Regions from separate parts of the Mus musculus genome. Here region 2 is linked to region 1. The links are chromatin loops, found by intact Hi-C in ENCODE. Cell type or tissue: left cerebral cortex. All regions are shown on one strand. Links, peaks and the distances in the headings refer to the core of each region. The heading gives the core; the rest is flanking DNA. Region 1 has its middle 75 kb from the start of Fbxl17. Region 2 holds the start of Gm35400 (a long non-coding RNA gene).

Region 1 (9,635 bases), core at 934-8,933:
TTTGACACAAACCTAGATGTACATGAGAAAAGGGAATCTTGAGAAAATGCCATCACAAAATTGACCTGTTGGCAAGCCTTCTGATTATTTTATTAATTAATGGTTGATGCAGAAGGGCTCAGCTCACTGTGGGCGGAGCCACCCCTAGGCAGATAACCTTGAGTTATATAAGAAAGCACACTGAGAAAGCCATGGGAAGCAAGACGGTGCTCCCCTAGGGCGTCTGCTTCTGTTCTTGTCATCAGGTTCCTGACTTGTGTTTCTAGACTGACTTCCTTCTATTGTAGCCTGTAATGTAGAAGTATAACATGAAATAAACCTTTTATCTAGCACCAAGTTGCTTTTGGTCATGGTGTTTTAAACAGTGATAGATACCCTAACTAAGAGAAAGACATGCATGACTCCCAACTGTTGTGTACCAACCATCAACATCAGAACATAATTCAACCTCTTGCTCCTGCCACATACCCTAAACATAGATATAAATGAACCAGTGGTGGAGGATGGTTCCCTGAAGAGGTGTACTTGATATCATTATAGGGGAACGGATGCTAAGCAGAAATGAACTACAGATGTCCATTATATCCACCTTGTTATGCTAGAAAAATGTACTGTGATCTTGTCATATAACTGAGAAGGTTTTAGTTTCTGCATCAAAAAGCTTCCCTATGATGAATTACCCTGTGTTAAGTCAAGGCAAGAAATAGTCTGCGGTATTTGAATAAGAGTGGTCTCCATAGGAACATATGTTTGAATACTTGGTTCCCAGTTGATAGAACTGTTTGGGAAAGATTAGGAGGTGTGACCTTGTTGGAGTAAACTCTAGCATACCTGTTGCCTCCCTGTTGCCATGATCCCGACATAGTGATCATGGACTCATACTCTGAAACTCTGAACTCCTCATATAGGCTTTCTTCTATAAGTTGCTTTGGTCATGGTATCTTATCACACAAGTGGAAAAGTAACTAAGACATCACTAAAGACAATTAGTGAGGATCTCATTGAAAAGGTACAAGACACACATGCATCAGATTTGTACCTGTGGAAATAAACCGAAGCAATACTACTGTTATAGGCAGCAATTCCTTAACATGTCACTGGTTTTATGGCGATAAAACATGAAGGAGCTTCATTACTCTCCTGCACAATTTATGCTAACTTGACCTGATTTGTCATGATACATGGGCTTTCCTTCATTAAAAGTTTTAGCCATTCGGAGCTAGGTATGTTACTTAATTGGTACAGTATTTGCCTGCCATACACAGAGCCCTGACTTCCATTCCCAGCACCACATAAAACTGGGCAAGGTGGTATGTCTGTAATCAAGCACTCAAGTTTGAGGCCAGCCTAGGCTACAAGACCTCTGAAGCCTAAGGAAAGGGAAGGAGTAGGCCACCAAGTTCAGACAGTTCTGAAGATTTCACCAAGTAAGTGAGAAGTTAGAGCCACTGAAGCCCTATGATGAAGACATCCAGCTTCCAAGCCTAGCCCAGGAATATTTGTCAAGTAATTTGAATACGCTCAGCATAGTGCTTAGGACATTATAGAATAACAGATTAAAGTTATTATTTTATAAGTATGAACAAAATAATCATAATCATTTTTTCAATAAAAGTTAAGGTATTGGGCATTTAGAAAACTGAGAGGAGTACTCAGTAAGATTCTATGAAAAATTAAGTCCTTTATTATTCTTCCAAGAAAATATGTAATATAATTCAGCTTGGAATTGTTTTTCTTAGTACCAAGGAAAAAAATTAAGAAATTATTCGAATATCCTTTATAATAGAATATTTTATTAAAACTTTAATTAGTGAATTCATGCACTGTGGTTATAACTATATCCATGCAAATGGAAAGAGTATTTAATGAATTTCTTTTAACTTAGTAGAATTTCTCGGACTTTTTCTTTGCACATGTGCATGCAGGATGCAGTCCACTCACAAGGCGAGGACCGGCTGGTAGCAGTACCAGGAACTGAACTGCAGCTGAGATGCAGCCTGAGTGAGTGGATCTCAAGTCTTCATTTACTCTCACCTTGCACTCTCCAGCCTGCAGCTTCTATGCCTGAGAGCTGTTTGCAGGACGAAGTATCATCCGGGATTACTAATGCAGATACTCTTCTGACATCCGTGACAAGCTCTTTCAGTGACTTACAGAAGTTCTCAATAAAATTACCTTCATTTAAGAATTAATTTCAATGATCTCTTATGGGATAATTTGATGCTGATCCCACTTTTAATTATGTAAGTGCTAGAGATATCAGGCTGCTATAATTTATATGATCACTGGTAAATTTAGGGAGAACTTTTTATTAAGTTTTTTTTATGGTTGGGGGGTTTTCCTCACACCTCATAGCCTCTTGTTTTAATTATTATCACACACACACACACACACACACACCTCCGAGTCTAGTGTATATTTATATGTTTAGGAATAACAGGACTAGATAATCTATCAGGGACCTCATTCTTAGTCAAGAACAATTCCTCTCTTCTCAGCAGCCTTTGCCATGGCTCTATCTGTGGGAGGGACTTGTGGAATTTCTTGGGGGTGTTTTTGTTTTGTTTTTGAAGATTTATTTTATGTATGTGAGTACACTATAGCTGTCTTCAGACACACCAGAAGAGGGCATCTGATCCATTACAGATGGTTGTGAGCCACCATGTGGTTGCTGGGAATTGAACTCAGGACCTCTGGAAGAGCAGACTGTGCTCTTAACCCTTGGGGGGGTGGTTTTTAAAATCAAATATATGCTTAGGAAATAATAAATAAAAAAGGAAGGAAGAAAGGAAAAGAAAAAGGGAAAAGGAAAGAAAAAAAGAAAAGTAAGAAATGAAAAGAACAAAATAAAAATTAAAAAAAACGTAGAAAATGATGCCAGTACTGACAATTACTACTATCTCTCAACAGAGTTTGAGCTTCTGTGTTCTATTTGCTACATGCTATATCAAAACGGATGAAATGGACATATAAATTGACTGAAGTTTGCTCTGTTCTTTCATTCAATCAACAAACTCATTATTGAGCACCTAGTATGTGGCATATGTTGGGCATTTTTATAGATTAAGGAAGACAGAAAAAAAAAGCCCCATCTTTTCATGGAATTTATATTGTGTTTGGTTAAGACACACGAGAACGCATCAGATATTTTCTTTATTTTAATATGGGGGGAATAAAGACACAATGAAGAGAAGGGGGTAGTGATCAGGGAAGAACTCTCTGAAAAATGATAGCTGAAAGACTTGAATGGGTAAGCGAGCCACACAACCCTAGAGGTGCTGGGAAGCGAAGATCCTGACACAGAAAAGACATAATTGCATTCAAGGAAGAAAGAGCAGCGTTACAACAAAGTGACAGAAGATGCTGAGAGGGGCGGGAAGGGCAGATGGTTCAGAGGCATCGAAGGCCTCTGGTTTACTCCAGGTGTGAGGAGAAGCGGGATGTTGGGACCAGAGAATGCCATGATAAGCAGAGCGCCGAGGACTGGCTCCGCAGCAGTGGTTCTCAACCTGTGGGTCCCGGCTCCTCACAAGGGTCGAACATTGGATATTTACATTATGATTCATCACGTCAACAAAATCACAGTTAGGAAGTAGCAACGAAATAATGTTATGGTTGGGGGTCGCCACACCATGACGATTGCAGTTAATAAGGGTTGAGTGTTAGCGTCTGCGTGATTGCAATCTTGACTCTTCACTGCCCAAGGTTTAAAATATGAAAAATAAAAATCATTTCTGTGCAAGTGGTATGTGAAGAACAAAACACACACACACACACACACAAATCAGCTTTCTAACCAGAGTGTTACAAACTTAACTCAAAATAAAATACCTGTTTCAGGAGGGTGGGGTAAAAGATTGTGGGAGGAGGTGACCAGAAGAAGGGCAACGGGCAGTATGTAAAGTGAATAAGTAAAATAAGATATATACATATATATATGCATATATCAATAAATTTTGTTATATAAAAACAGGGTATATATATTGCTTTATATATATAAAATAATTAAACCCTCTTTCTATTATGGTTGTTGGGGAACTGCCTATGCAAGCTGTCAACTCACAAAGGTTCTTTGTGGATGGTACATTAGAGTATAACAGCTCAGAATATTCTGGAACATGTCTCCCACCTTTCCTCCTGTCTCCTCCTGTTGACAGCCTGACTCCTGGGTGCTGTTAGAAAGCAAAGCAGAGCTGAGCCACAAGCACCCAGCATCTCTTCCACAGGAAAATGCTGCCATCTGGAGGCTTCTAGAATAAACAGATAAAATTCAGTAATTAAACAAAGTGGAACCAGGGCCCCAGACCCACATCTGTTCATTTCTATATACAACATCTTTTCTCTGGAGAAAAATTATACAGTCATTAACTTAAAAGAAATGAGAAGGCATCCGACCACTTTCATCTTTTTGCTTTGGCAGGCCTGCTGTATTAAACGGAACCCCGGGCAGTTGGTTTTACAAACCTTATTATTTTGTGATCTGCCCATTCATTACCAGTGTAAAGTGGATGTCACTTTTCCACTACTGCTGTGCCATGTCTCAGTCCCCTTTGCGATGGCAAATCTCCATTTCCTCCATGAAAACTGACCAATTCAATTTCTTTGTTCAATTTTGATTAATTATATTTTTCTAAGTAAATCAATTCTTTCATCATTTCAAATATATTTTCATAGTTATATGTAATATTCTATAAAATTTTACTCTTTTATTTGCCTATAGCTATGTATACTTTTTAATCTTTCATGCCATCTTCTTACTTCCCTTTTGTGTAGAATTTGCTGTTTGATGCTGCGCAGTTAGGATTGAATTCAGCGTGCCTCACACCACTGGGATACACATCCAGTTCTATCATGGGGTTTTGAATGGCAGAAGGACGGATATAGAGTGCACGCTACTCTGGGAGACAACATTGTCAGCTTTTGTATTGACAGACACAAGACTTGGGTGTACTCTTTAGAGGTCAACTTTAACATCTCAAATTAGCAGTGACATAAAGACAGGATCGCTGAAATGTCAATGATTAAAAATCTTTTGTAAAGAGCTATGTTTTTTGAGGCAGCTGAACAAAATCGAAGAGCAAATTACAGATGCCAAATTGGGAAAAAAATATATTTTGTACAGTTTAGAGAAAGTATAATATAAAATGGACATCGAATTAAAATAATGATCAAATTGGCTACAATAGAAAGAAAAACTATGAAACAAAGGTACCATAGCCAGGAAAGATATTTCCTAGAAATATGATAATCATAGACTAATTCCCTTAATATATGTGCTAGTTAGACTGCTTCAACTTGACAGAAATTAAAGCCACCCAGGAATCAGATTGGCTTGTAGACTTCTTCCTTGGTTGTCGATGGGTGTGGGAGGTGCCCAGCAGACTACAGTCAGTACCATCCTGGAGTAGCTGGTCTTGAATAAGAACATAAGATGAGCAAGCCATGGAGAACAGGCCAGTTAGCTGTGGTCCTCCATCCTCCACAGCGTCTGTAAGTCTCTGCCTCCAGGTGCCTGCCGAGTCCCTGTTGACGTTCCTTGGTGGTGGACTGTAACTATAAGCCCAATAAACCCTTCCCCTCCCCAAGATGTTTTGATCAGTGTTTTATCACAGCAAAAGAACATGAACTAGGACCCACCTGAAACATTTACTCTGTGAAAGATTGTGTTATGATTATAGGACGGAGAAGAATACATGAACCTCACACGGGGACAAGCACTTTTATTCTGAATACAAATCTCAAAAGTTAAGGAGTAGGAAGAGATAAGGAGAAGGAAGGAGAAAAAGTAAATATACAATTAAAAATGTATAATGAAATGAAGAGTTGCTTACCAAGAACGAGGTAAGACCAGCAAGCAAGCAGAGTGAGAGACTGTTAGCACTGTTGGCCGTTACAGAAACGCAAAGTAAAGCCCTAGTGTGCTCACCACAAGATTGCTAGAACAGCTGTGGGAAAGAATAATGGCAGCCCTCAGTGGTCCCAGCACAAGGAGACGACACACCATGCATGTATTCCTGGGAAGAGTGCAAAAGGATACAACAACTTCAAGAAATAACTTGGCAGTTTCTTCAAACACCAAACATGTATCTGCCTTATAACCCACCTGTCACACTTTAGGGCATTTGTCCCAAAGATACTTATACAAAAACCTAGATAGAATATTCACAGCAATTTTACTTTCATCACCAAACACAAAAGGCAATCTAATGTCCTTCAACAGATGAACCATACACCAATGTACTACCAGTAAGCAATAAAAAAGAATAAACTTCTACAACGCTCAGCCAAGGTGGATCACAAGGTAATCACACTTAGTTGAAAGCCAGCCTCAAATGGCTAAATACTGTACAACCACATTCACATACCGTTCTTAAAAATGACACAGTCATAGAGATGTAGAGCAGACTGATGTTTCTAGGTGACAGGGACAAGGCAGATGTAAAACAAACTCAGCCAAAGAAATAAAGTAGTTTATACAAATCCACACATGGGACGAAGTCACATAGAGTTTTACATGTAGGTGGATGAAAATTATACAAACTATGCAGCTTGCTATTATTGGAGAAAGTGGACGCATGTGTACTGGATCCTGAGTATTCCTTAACTTCCTTTAAGTCGACAGGTTAGACATTTTAGGTTAATGAGAAAACACGTTATGGCCTTCAAATAGAGATTTAGATCTTCTTGATGTCTTAGTCAGGGTTACTATTGTTGTGATCAGGCACCACAATCAAAGCAACTTGGGAAGGAAAGTGTTTATTTGGCTTCTTTCAGGTCCACACCACTGTTTATCACAGAAGGAAGACAGGATAGGGACTCAAGCAGGACAGGAACCTGAAGGCAGGAGCTGACACAGGGGCCATGGAGGGGTGCTGATCACTGGCTTGCTCCTCATGGCTTATTCAGCCTGCTTTCTTATAGAACCCAGGACCACTAGCCCAAGGCTGGCACCAGCCACCATGGGCTGAACCCTATCCCATCAATCACTAATTAAGAAATGCCCTACACCCAGATCCTATGCAGGCATTTTCTTAACTGAGGCTCCCTCCTTTTAGATAACTGCAGCCTGTGCCAAGCTGACACAGAACCATCCAGCATAATTGACCCTTTGGTCAACTTGACACACGTGTACATCATCATTAAGCCACAACCCTTCTTTCCTTTACTTCTTCAAGATCACACATTAATATAAACATCCCAAAAATTTTAAAACTTACAGTCCTTAAAAATACAAATACTTAAAAAACGGCAAAGTCTTTTAAAATTCAAAGTCTCTCAACTGTGGGATCATGTAAAATAAAATTAATTAAATGCTTTCTTACTTCCAAGGGGGATAAGCAGAGCACAGTCACAATCTAAATAAAACAAAAACCTTACTCCGACATTATGGATATCGCAACATCTAATGTCTGGGATTTACTCACCATTCTACAAATGGCTTGGGTCACTTCTCTGGCTCTGCTCTCTGAACCATGCAGAACAAGTTGCTGTTCATCACAGAATGAAGTCAAGACAGAAACTCAAGCAGGACAGAAACCTGAAGGCAGGAGCTGATACAGGGGCTGTAGAGGGGTGCTGCTCAATGCACATGGAGGAGGCTCCAGCTGACTCCACTCTACTATGACTACTCTTCTTGCTGGTCATCCCATGAAACTGACATCTCCAAAATGTTGGGGTCCCTGCTGCAACAGGGCTGCACATTTACCAATAGCCTCTTCTGTGCTCTCTTCAGGAACTTTAGCCCTGCCACACAATGCCAACCCTCAGCTGCTCTCCATGACCCCTTCATGCCTTCAAAACCAGTGCCACATAGATGATTCTTATACTACCAAGTTTGGCTGCCAGTGCAAGGCCACTTCTAGAACACAGCTTCTGTATGCTGAGCTCAAGGGAAACACTTCCCAGAAGACTTCACGTCAATGATGATGTGACAAGCCTTAACTGCTCTCCATGACCCCTTCCTGTCTTCAAACAAATTCCACCTGGTGTGGCTGCCAGCACATGGCTGCTTCGGGAACACAGTTTCTTAGTGCTGAGCCTGAGGAAGTACTTCCCAGAAGGCTTCACTCCAATGATGCTGGTCTCTTCATGATCACAACTGGATCTCCATCTCCAACAGTTCAGCACCCATTGTCCAAAAAAGGCAAAGGTTTTACTGTAGTGTCTCAGGCCTCCATTGACTATACTGTTCTCAACCAAGCTTCTACAGAACATCCCACTGAGCTCTCAACACACAAAGGCTTTTCTAGCCCAAAGTTCCAAAGTCTTCCACAATCCTCCCCAAAACAACATGGTGAGGTATCTCATGGCACCCACTCCTGGTACCAACTTGTCTTAGTTAGGGTTACTATTGTTGTGATGAAATACCATGACTATAGCAACTTGGAAAGGAAAATAGTTGGCTTACACTTCTATGTTGTAATTTATCATTGAAGGAAGGCAGGGCAGGAACTCAAACAGGGAAGGAACCTAAAGGCAGAAGCTGACACAAAGACCATAGAGGAATGCTGCTTACTGGTTTGCTCACCATGGCTTTCTTTCTTTTTTTTTTTTTTTCTTATTTAGTTTTTATTCATAGTCATAAACTTAACTTTGCAATCCAGCTAGACTTGAAGGGGAATGAGGAAAATATGGAACTCAAAGAACTTCAGTGAGAGCAGAGATTACAGGACATTGCGAGCAGATGGGGTAGGGACCCTCTCCTGAGCTACAGAAGGAACGGTTTGATGGGTAAAACGCCCACAAGTCAAAAGAAATTAGAGTTTTCCACAGTCAGAAATGGTGATCTTCTTGCTGGTCTTGCCATTCCTGGACCCAAAATGCTCCATGGCTTCCACAATGTTCATGTCTTCTTTCACCTTCCCAAAGACCACATGCTTGCCATCCAGCCATTCAGTCTTGGCAGTGCAGATAAAAAACTGGGAACCGTTTGTGTTTGGTCCAGCATTTGCCATGAACAAGATGCCAGGACCTGTATGCTTCAGGATGAAGTTCTCATCCTCAAATTCCTCCCCGTAGATGGACCTGCCGCCAGTGCCATTATGACATGTAAAGTCACCACCCTGGCACATGAATCCTGGAATAATTCTGTGAAAGGAGGAACCCATGGGCTGAATCGTATAACTAATTAAGGAATGCTCTACAGCCAGATCTTATAGAGACAATCTCCCTAAGTTTAAGGTCAATTTGTTCTAAATAGGGAGGTTTGGGGCAGCCAAGAAGACCCTGTCTCAAAAGAAACAAACAAAAAGCAAAAAGAATTTATCTAATAAGTTCTCTCACAGAAATGTTCAAAGATGTATATCTAAAGATCACCTCTGTATGACCAATATAATACAATTATTGGAAACATTGCTGATAGCTATTAAGAATGTATAGTTTAAAGTTGGGATATAACTATACAACAAAATAAGTAATTTGATTGGTACTAACTACTTAGTGGATCTTTGTCCTAAATTTTTTTTCTACTCATGAACTTAGATAATTATTCTAACATTTCTGTAAAGCAGACATTGTAATTTTCCTCAGCACTAAGAGGGAAGAGAAAAGTGAGGCATAAGGGGCTGGAGCAACTCAAACAAGGTGCTCAGCTAATGAGGGGCAGCCCTTGCTTCTTCCATAGCAGTGCTGGGTCA
Region 2 (9,635 bases), core at 462-8,461, 2.0 Mb before region 1:
CTTCTTCCACTGTGTGGGTTCTGGAGACTGAGCGCATGTTGTTTTGGTAAAATGTCTTTACCTGGCATCTTGCCAGCCCTCAAACAGCAATTTTAAAAACCAAATGTTCTGCTCTAATAGTCAAACGCTATACTCATTTGATACTTACAGGATAAGGAACAATGGCAGTGAGATACTAAAGTTTCCTGTGATTAAGTGATTATGTTTGTAGAAGAGCAGGATGTTTGTATGGATAGTAAAATGCCACCATAGCACACGGGAGTCTTGAAGTGAACCCAGGTGTCCCAGCTGTGTTGTGGGCTGTGGCTGTGGCTGAGGCAGTAGCTGTGGCTGAGGGAGTGGCTGTGGCAGTGGCTGTGGTGGTGGCTGTGACAGTGTTTATGGTGCCAAGCAAGCTGTTGGTTCAGAGGTGACGTTGGCAAGCGCTGCCAGGGCTGCTCAGGTTCCTTACAATCTCCATTATGAATGAATGATTATCAATATGTGATAGGAACCCTTTCACAACACCTGTGCTAGTTCTGTGACTCCATGTGGAGCTGTGACTCATAGTTGTTGTTTTAAAGATTTACTTATTTTGTTACATGAGCACACTGTCGCTGTCTTCAGACACACCAGAAGAGGGCATCAGATCCCATTACATATGGTTGTGAGCCACCATGTGGTTGCTGGGAATTGAACTCAGGACCTCTTGAATAGCAGTCAGTGCTCTTAACTGCAGAGCCATCTCTCCAGCTCGTGACCCACAGTTTATGAAGCTGTGCTAATGTGCAAATTCTTTAAAAACAACCTATATCTCTGTGATAGTTTGTATATGCTTGGCCCAGGGAGTGGCGCTATTAGGAGGTGTGGCCTTGTTAGAATAGGTGTGTCACTGTGGGCACGGGCTTAAGACCCTCTAGCTGCCTGGAAGTCAGTATTCTGCTAGCAGCCTTCAGATGAAGATGTAGACCTCTCAGCTCTTCCCGTGTCCATGCCTCCTGGGTTCCGCCATGCTCCCACCTTGATGATAATGAACTGAACCTCTGAACCTGTAAGCCAGCCCCAATTAAATGTTATAAGACTTACCTTAGTTGCTAGAGAGTTCAACTGCATGCTTAAGAGATGCCGCTGAAGGGGAAAACTGGTTCTGGAGAAGGAGGGGAAGGAGGTGCAGCCTCTGGGAGTGACAGTGCTGACAAGAAGTCTCAGGGTCCTGAAGGCGGTGGCAATGCAGTAAAGGTCAGACACACTCTATGTGAAAACCATGGGGGAATCATGGAAGCCATGGAAAAGTTAAAGTCTGGGATGAGAGTCAGTGAAGTGGCCACACAAAATAGTGAAGATAAACCCAGACAGGGGGTGACTCTGGTTGGATGACCAGAGGCTCCATGGTGGGGTCATTTCAGGAAGCAGCGTTTGCCTTGCCTACAAATGGGATGGATAACCCTGTAGTAACAGACCCACCTGTTAAGACAAAATTTGGATATCATATTATTATGGTTGAAGGGAGAAAATAAAATCACACGAAACACTGGAAAAAAAAAAGATTGCCTTAGTCATGGTTTCTGATCACAGCAGTCTCAAATATAATCAAAAGCGTAGTTTCCACCTCAAGCTGTATTCAGGCTGAAGGGGACGTTCCTCTCGATTGTAAGGATCGAAATGTCCACCCCACCCTGCTTCATGTATTAGCTAGTCAAAGTAAAGTTTGTTTTTCTAACATAAAATTGGGCTAATTGTAGTGATAATGCAGGCAAATCCTTTTGATGAAATGATACAATATAATATCATTAATATAATTACTGACATTTATTTTGTTATAAGCATTAATTTTTCATAATGCTTTATAATTACACAGGGCATTATGTGTTCATATTTCCTTGGTCTTTCTCCCAGATGTTGAATAATTGGTTCAATTGAGATGGTGAAATTCTCGATTTACATTTATTCTTTACCCCAGATCAACGTGTATATATTGATCACTAGTTACTAAATGGAAGCTCTGGCCAAGGGACAACAAGGTTTGGATGGGGGCTTATGGATAATAAACAATTTAAGAAGGAAAACACCTACAGTTCATATTGATAAAACATTCTGTATAATTGCCTTTGAATATTCTGTTTAGAACACTAATGAGAGTAACCTCATTAGCTATTAATTTGGAAGCACAATTTGGCACCCAATATTCTGTGGCAGGTTGGCGTGCTCCGTTGGCTTTGCCCTTATTTGTTGGGAAAGGCTCTTGCCTCCTGTGCACTGTGGCATATCCTATGAACCACACTACCCGGCAGCCAAAGGGTGATCAATTTGGACCAAAGTTGTGATTTTTGAGTGTCTAAATGGTACCTGATAAAAAGCCATTGGGGTCAGGTGGTGGCTATGGGGTGAGCGAAGGGTGTGGGCCTGCGTTAGTAAGTTACCACTAGGTGGCAGGCCAGGTAGGCATCAGACAGAGGGGGTGTCCCCTGGTGGAGACTAGATAGAGGGCTGTCTGCAAAGTCTACTCCCTCGATATGGCAGGAACTCTGCACCAGTGTGTGTGTGTGTGTGTGTGTGTGTGTGTGTGTGTGTGTGTGTGTGTGTCTATTGCAAGGGGAAAGGCGAATGGAAGAATGAGTGCCCAAACCCCAAACAAAAAGAGGTCCCTAGCATAGCTGCAATGAAACTGAAGCCCCCACGAGGGCTGAGGCTGTCACCTGGGAGACAGGTCAGACCGAGCACCGCCAGGTTCGGTCACAATTGGCCCTAGGAGCCCATCGTCAAAATAGATGCTGGGCCCAAGCAAAGATGGACTTCATCTTTGACACAGGAGCAGCCATCTCCATGGTAACCCCTCCCACAGGGAAGCTCACCAAAGACGCATCGACATTGTTGGAGCCTCCAGGCCAGTAGGTAATACTGATTCTGTGAACCATGGGATTGCTCTGTGGGAGACCACTCAATAAAACTAACTACCCCCCTTTGGGACCCCGTCTTCTCTCCTTCAGATGGTGCATGGACTAGGAGAAAGCCAATTACTGTCAGTCCTTCAGCCATCACAGAGAAACGCAGCGGCACTGAGCCCTGTCCCAGGAAATTTGCAACAATTGGCATGCATAGCATATGGATGAGTCCCCTGGAAGGAACATCACTGTGGGGGAAAATACCGGTCCTTCTTAAGAAGCTGTGACCGTGTGGACTTAACTTTGCCAGGGGCATAGGACAGTGCACCCGCGGAAGGACAAGGGGTCTCCTTGTCAGGGACTAGCCCGGAAGCGGGACAAGAGATACTCTGAAACTAAAGATAACAAAGTTAGAACAGGGGTGGTCCTGGTATCTTTGGGTTGGGATGTGTGAAGGCAGGGATGAAACAGACGGATGGACCCTCAAATGGTTAGAGCTTCCGCCAGTGCCTCTATGCCTGAGAGCGAGGTCAATTGGCTCCACCCATGAGCCTCTGCTCCATCCTGAGAAAAAACCAGATTTATCCAGATTTGACTCTGGCGCCCTCTAGTGAAAACGCTTCAACTTGCAAGTGGCTTGGTGGAGTTAGAACTGGGAAAACGGTTGGTTGCTAGATCTGTGTGAAGACCAGCCAGGCAACTTAACCCGTGCTGGGGTCACTAGCCCAACTCTAGAAAGCCAAACAGTCTTGGACAGCCCTGCTGACTCCCGCCTGACGGGTCCACATGTCCAGGCAGGGGAAGCAGGGGAAAGCTGCACCTTGGTGACTTGAACCAAGGCCTAAATGGCACATGCTTCGATTGTGCAGATGGAACCTGTTACCCAGTGGGGGATGGCAGGATGGTATTCCTGACTCCAGACCTAGATATTCTCCTTGTACCAGAGGTAGACCAATATTAAGGCCCTCATCACCGGAAAGAGAGGAATCCCATCTTACTCTCAACGTTATTGGAGATGCCCCTCAATGGCGCTGCTGTCACAGGAGCAACTAAGCTCAGGATCCAACAGGTCGGGCATAGCCAGCTGTCCAATCAAATCGAAGAGGGCCTCAGGCTAGGCCAGCAGAGTTACAGTCGCCTTGCAGAACTAGACAGAAGCCTTACGAAATCATAGCTGAAAGGTGACATAGGTGTGTCTTCAGAGGAAAAGATTGCTGTTTCTGCACAAACCACTTAGGGATCGTAGAGAAAATACCACATGGCTGGTGGAAAGCAAGGTCGGAGACTCGACAAAAGGACCTTCCTGGGGTGGTGACACCTGGACCTCCGGGAGCCCATGGCTGCTTCTGCCTCGCCCCTGGGTATGATCCTCCTGGCTGTCCTGTTGGGTCCATGCCTAACTTTTGTCACCAGAAACAGGAGAGCAACAGATAGACTCCATGCCCTCCACCGGCATCAGAGGTGCCTTGAGAAGGGTCACAAGGGATTCTGACAAAGGAGAGGAGAGAATGGGGTGGAGAGTCCTCAAACTGCCATGTGTTAAAACAACGGAAATTCCCCAGGGCTCGAGTTCCACTGAGATGTCCCCTCCTGCTTGTGGTTATCTCCAGAAACAGAAGGCACGGAGGAGGTGTGGTAAGTGACTTTTCACACTGCCCTGCCACCCCTGAACGGACATGTTGGCTTGCTTCCATACTCCCACCTAATAAAGGATATTGGACCCAAGACTTGGGGCTGACACCACTACAGTGTGGTTTGGGGACCAGTGTAGTGAACTCTCCTTTCCCCAATGGAACACGGCTATGGCTTGGTGACTCAGTTTCCTAGAAATTTCTGCCACAATAACACCATCTGTCTTAGTTACAGTTTCTGTTGTGGTGATAAAATACGTTGACAAAAGCAACTCAAGGAATGCGGGGTTTATTCTGGCTCAAAGTTCCAGCGACCAGCTCCTCGTGGAAGTCCCAGGGGGGCGGGAACTTGCAGCTGCTGGCCCTGTTACACCCACAGTCAGGGAGCAGGAACCCCGGCTGCTCAGCTTGGTTTCTTTTCATTCAAGACTCCAGCCCTGAGAGTGTTATCTCCCAATTAGGCCAGGCTTCCCTACCTTAGCCAACCTACTCCATCGAATCCCTTGTAGGCACGCCCATAGCCTTTCGTGATTCTAGGTCCTGTCAAGTTGACAACCAACGTTATTGCTTTGTTACATTAAAAAAAAAAAAAGATCGATTTATTTTTAATGAGTACACTGTTGCTGTCTTCAGACACACCAGATCCCGTTACAGATGATTGTGAGCCTCCATGTGGTTGCTGGGAATTGAACTCAGGACCTCTGGAAGAGCAGTCAGTGTTCTTAACCTCTGAGCCACCTCTCCAGCCTGCTTTGTTACATTTTGAACATCAGCATTTGCTTTGCTCCCAGGCCTCATCTCCTGTGTCTCTGGAGGTGGTGGAGTTTTATAAATTGTTAATCTGCCTGGAGTGGATGCCCTGGTCCGTAGTGTAGAAGACTGGGTGTGAGAACTTCTCATGTTCTTTCCCTCTGCCCTACAGATGCTTCGTGCACCATTTCAAGATTCGAGGCAAACTTGGAGGTCTGGCTTTGTGGGAGTGAGGAATATAATAAACCTATGAGCTTTGGGGGTTGTCTCACACCACGGTGTGGTCTCTTGTGACTAGGGATCACTGGGAAATACTGAGTGAAGACATGGAGACCCCTGTACCCCTTTCTTTCTGTCGTGGTTTCCACTGAAGCAGACACACATCATGTTTAAACAAATGGGCACACCTGTGTTCCAATAAATCTTATCAACAAAACTTGGCAGCAAGTGTGGCTTGTACTGTAGTTGGCTAATCTTCGCTCTAGACTAATACTTTGCTCCCTCAGACTTTCTTACAAATATTCCAAATAACGAAACCTGAAAGGCATTTCAAGTAAGAACAGAAATGTGCAAGACTGTCTGCTCTCACTCCTCAACACAGCGTTTAAGACCCTCCAGGAACTGCTGTCTTCTAGTTTTGGATAATTGTCTGCAGCTCCATCATCTTCAGCATACCCTGGTCTAGGTTACCCAGGAAAGTAAGAGACCCTGGGTTTTGAGTTCATTTTGGATCCCAAAATTACTGATGTTTTGTAAGATGTGGACTGGGGACTTGGCTCTGGTAAAGAGAGGAGCTGTTGGTCTCTCTGCCCTCTGGGTGACTGGGTGAGCAATCTTGTCAGGGAGTAACTCCGGTCCAGCAGGTGGGCACAATTGAGATGGAGTTTTAGCTCTTCGAAGCCAGAAGATGGGAAGGTCATCTTGAAGGGAAGTTCCATGGACATAGGAAGCAAACAATATAAAAATAGCTTCAGCAAGTCCCTGAAACTGACCAGGTTCACCAAGTTCCTCCTTCTCCAAGCGTAGGTAAATGGTAAAGCCTGCTGCCAGTCACTGCCAGATGAGTCAAGCTGCAAAGGTTGAGGTATGCCCAGCCCCCTGGAGGAAGCTCAGACCCACTGAACCTCCTGGAAAGACTGCACACTGACCTGCTGAGCTGCCTGCCGGCTGTGCAGTGTGTTCCAGGACCGCAGCTGGTAAGCTCGTCTCCTGGGCTGGGTGGGTAGGTATGGGTTGTGTCTCCCCAGGCAAAACCTGTCACGCAACAAGAAGTCATTCCTGGATTTTATCTTTCCCTTGAAAGTTCAAAAATTTAAAAAGTTCAAATGTCGGCCTGGGGAGATGGCTCAGTGGTTAGGGGCACTGACTGCTCTTCTAAAGGTCTTGAGTTCAGTTCCCAGCAACCACATGGTGGCTCACAACCATCTGTAATGGGATCCAATGTCCACTTCTGGTGTGTCTGAAGATAGCTACAGTGTGCTCATATAAATAAAATAAATAAATCTTTAAAAAATTTCAAAATGTTAATACATTGCAGATTTAAATTTCTCTTTTTTTTTGGTAAACACCATTGAAAAATTAATATTCAAAATTTTCTCCTTTTCAAATTCCTTTACAAAGGACTTAAATGGGCACAGTCTTAGGTTCTTTGCTGTGAAAAGACACCATGACCTTCCTTTTGTATATTTAATAAACAATCAGCATTTATTTCATGCCAACAACAGCTCTAAGCATTGGGACATCATGACAGTGCTACAGTTACGTACCCATTTTGCAGGTGGAAAGACAGAGGTGCAGTTAAGTAACTTATCTATGGTTCCACAGCCCAGTGGAGTAAGAAGTATGATGTTTAGGAGTTGCTGGCTCTGGCCTTTGCTCCATGCTATTCATAAAGCAAACCATGTGGCCAGCTGAGATGTAAGAGGTGTGTGTGTGTGTGTGTGTGTGTGTGTTAACTCCATCTCTCTCTAGGAAGACCTGTGTAGTCACACTGGGAAGGGCAGGGATGAAGGCCTGGAGAAGTATGATGGTTCAGGAATCATCCAGCACACAGGGAGCATAGTGTTTGAAGTTGTTGCTGCTAAGTTTCATCTCAGTGTCAGTGGATATTTGCTGCTGAAGGAATGGGGTGTGGCTAGGCAGGGGAACACCAGGTGTTTAGGAAAAGGCCCCATCGTGGGTACCATTGTCAGACTTCCCACAGAATAAAACCACCCAAGAGGATAGACTCTGTGGAAATGTTCACAAACGTCGAAGACTAAGAAGGCATTATGGCTCATTTCTTGGCTTCTAGTGTTTTTAAAGAGGAGAGTAAAGGAATCCTTTTAGTTACTGGTTAAATGAGAGAGCAAGGAGGGGGCCAGCCAGAAGAGGTGCAGGGTCTTCTGATAGGGGACTGTTAGCCACCACATGGGCGCTGGGAATCAAACCCGGTCCTCTGCAAGAGCAGCCAGCGAGGGAGTGCCTCTCACCACTGAGTTCTCTCTCCTCCACCAGTGTCAGAGGGTTTATTTCACTTATGGTTCCTAGACTTTTTACAGACATGTAAAAGCATGCACAGGTCTAACGCGGGCACACACACACACACACACACACACACACGTGCGCACACACACGCACATAAAACTGTCCAAAAGGCTAAAGAAGGGTAATAGGAGAGGTGAAAAAAGGAGAGTAATAATGTCAGCAAGGAGAATGTTTGTTCCCAACATACAGTGCATAGTTATATGAAAACTACACATGCATACACATGTGCATGTGCACACACGGCCACACACACATGCACATGCATACACGTAGGCACACACATCCACACAGGCACGCACATACATCCACCCAGGCACACACACACACAAGCACACACATGAACACATGTATATGCAGGCACACACATGCACACACATGTACACATACATACACACATGTGTAGTAGCAGTAAGATTGTTAATCAGATGAAAGAACTTGGTGCACACGTCTGATGACCTGAGTTTAACCTCTGGGAGACGTGGTGGAAACCAAGACCTGAAATTTGTGGCACACAGTAAAAAATAAAAAATTGCAAATAGGCATTTGTCGGTGGAGGCACAAACGCCAGGAATTGGAGATAACCCTAACAACAGCCATTTGCCTCCAGAAGCCCAGATCCCAGCCTGGGATAGGCTACTACATTCTATTAGAGTGTGGCAGACTATAAACTTGATTTTTTAAAAGTGTGGGTATGGCAGAGGTCACAACAAATATTGGGTTAAATAATATCAAATTTCTGCTTCGTTAGTCTAATAATCTCTCTATATTCATGGAAACCAACCGTAAACATGGATCATTAAAAAAATTGTAAGTGGGGTAATTTGGTCAATAATTTAAAATGGATTTCATATTGCTCCAGGAAAAGGAAACCTATAGGCGGGGAGTGGGTAGCTGGGAGTGTCCTTGAGGTCTTCCTTGGCTTCCCTGGCTGTTTTCTCCTCTCTTGCTGAGCCTCTCTGCCTTGGCATGAACTTCTTTGCTCTGCCCCACTCTGCCCTGAACACCACAATGCACTAGAACTTCATAAACCACAAGCCTGAGTAAACTCTGGTTGCAGAGACAAAAACCCAACAGCAACGTAAACGGACCTCAAAGCACCAAATTGTTTATCTTGAACAAGATGGAAATTAGGCTGGGGAGGCAGGTCTGTTAATATATTGCTCGCTGCGTGAGTACCAGTGTTTATTTTCTAGAGGACGTGAGGCCTGGAGGAATGGATCCAATAAATGAGATAGACTAATGTCTCTCGGAGTAGCCAGCTTTATTCGGAGTTTCAGACTATTTGTACTCTTGAGGGTTAAGAGGAGTCACATGAGTGATTCACACAGGAGTCACATGCGTACACTCACAAGGACCAGCTGCATCTGGCAAAAACATGTTTTTCTAATGAGGCACATAAACAAATGACAGTAGCCAGTTGTAAGAAATAATCGGAAGTACACTCACTCCTATCCGCTGTACCTGGGAGGGGCAGGGAAACGCATGCTAAGATCAATTCTGTGTTCGGAAGAAAACTAGGTCACAAGACTCTTTCTTGGCGTTTTGTTTTGGTTTTTCACAAGCACTTAGAATTCTCCTCACAAGAGTGCACTCTTGGACTATGTTCATGCTCCGCAGCAAGATGGCACACCCTTGCAATCAAACCCTGGGGGAATGGAGACAGGCAGATCCTTGGAACATGGAAGTTGGCTTGCCTAAACTAAATTTCAAGCCCCAGCCCAGTGATATGTTCTCGGCTCATAAAACAGCGTAGAGGACACCTGAATAGAGGCACCTGAGGTTGACCTCTGTCCTCAGCGTGTATGGGTACACAGATGCACCCGCTCACACACGAACACTCTTGTACACACAGAAAACAAGGAGAAAA

Evidence for each region. Peaks named below come from ENCODE experiments on the same cell type or tissue, not always from the same donor. Only the 100,000 strongest peaks of a DNase experiment are listed, where the experiment ranks them.
Region 2: it touches region 1 in a loop (4-fold over the local background); 5 of 42 quality-filtered maps call a loop at or near these places.

What each region holds. Positions count from the first base shown.
Region 1 is chr17:63,570,370-63,580,004 of GRCm38, reverse strand. It overlaps the pseudogene Gm5497. Among named protein-coding and RNA genes, the nearest start is that of Fbxl17, 75 kb to the right of the region's middle. In left cerebral cortex, for the core only: a CTCF peak has its summit at 4,247 (motif pointing left); a DNase peak (open chromatin) is centred at 4,199.
Region 2 is chr17:65,552,243-65,561,877 of GRCm38, reverse strand. Gm35400 (a long non-coding RNA gene) reads left to right here and starts at 1,840. Exons shown (of 4, transcript XR_385703.3): 1 at 1,840-2,871; 2 at 2,967-4,222; 3 at 4,424-4,496; 4 at 5,415-5,738. It also overlaps the pseudogene Gm49866. In left cerebral cortex, for the core only: CTCF peaks have their summits at 2,395 (motif pointing right) and 3,464 (motif pointing left); DNase peaks (open chromatin) are centred at 3,478, 4,470 and 4,705.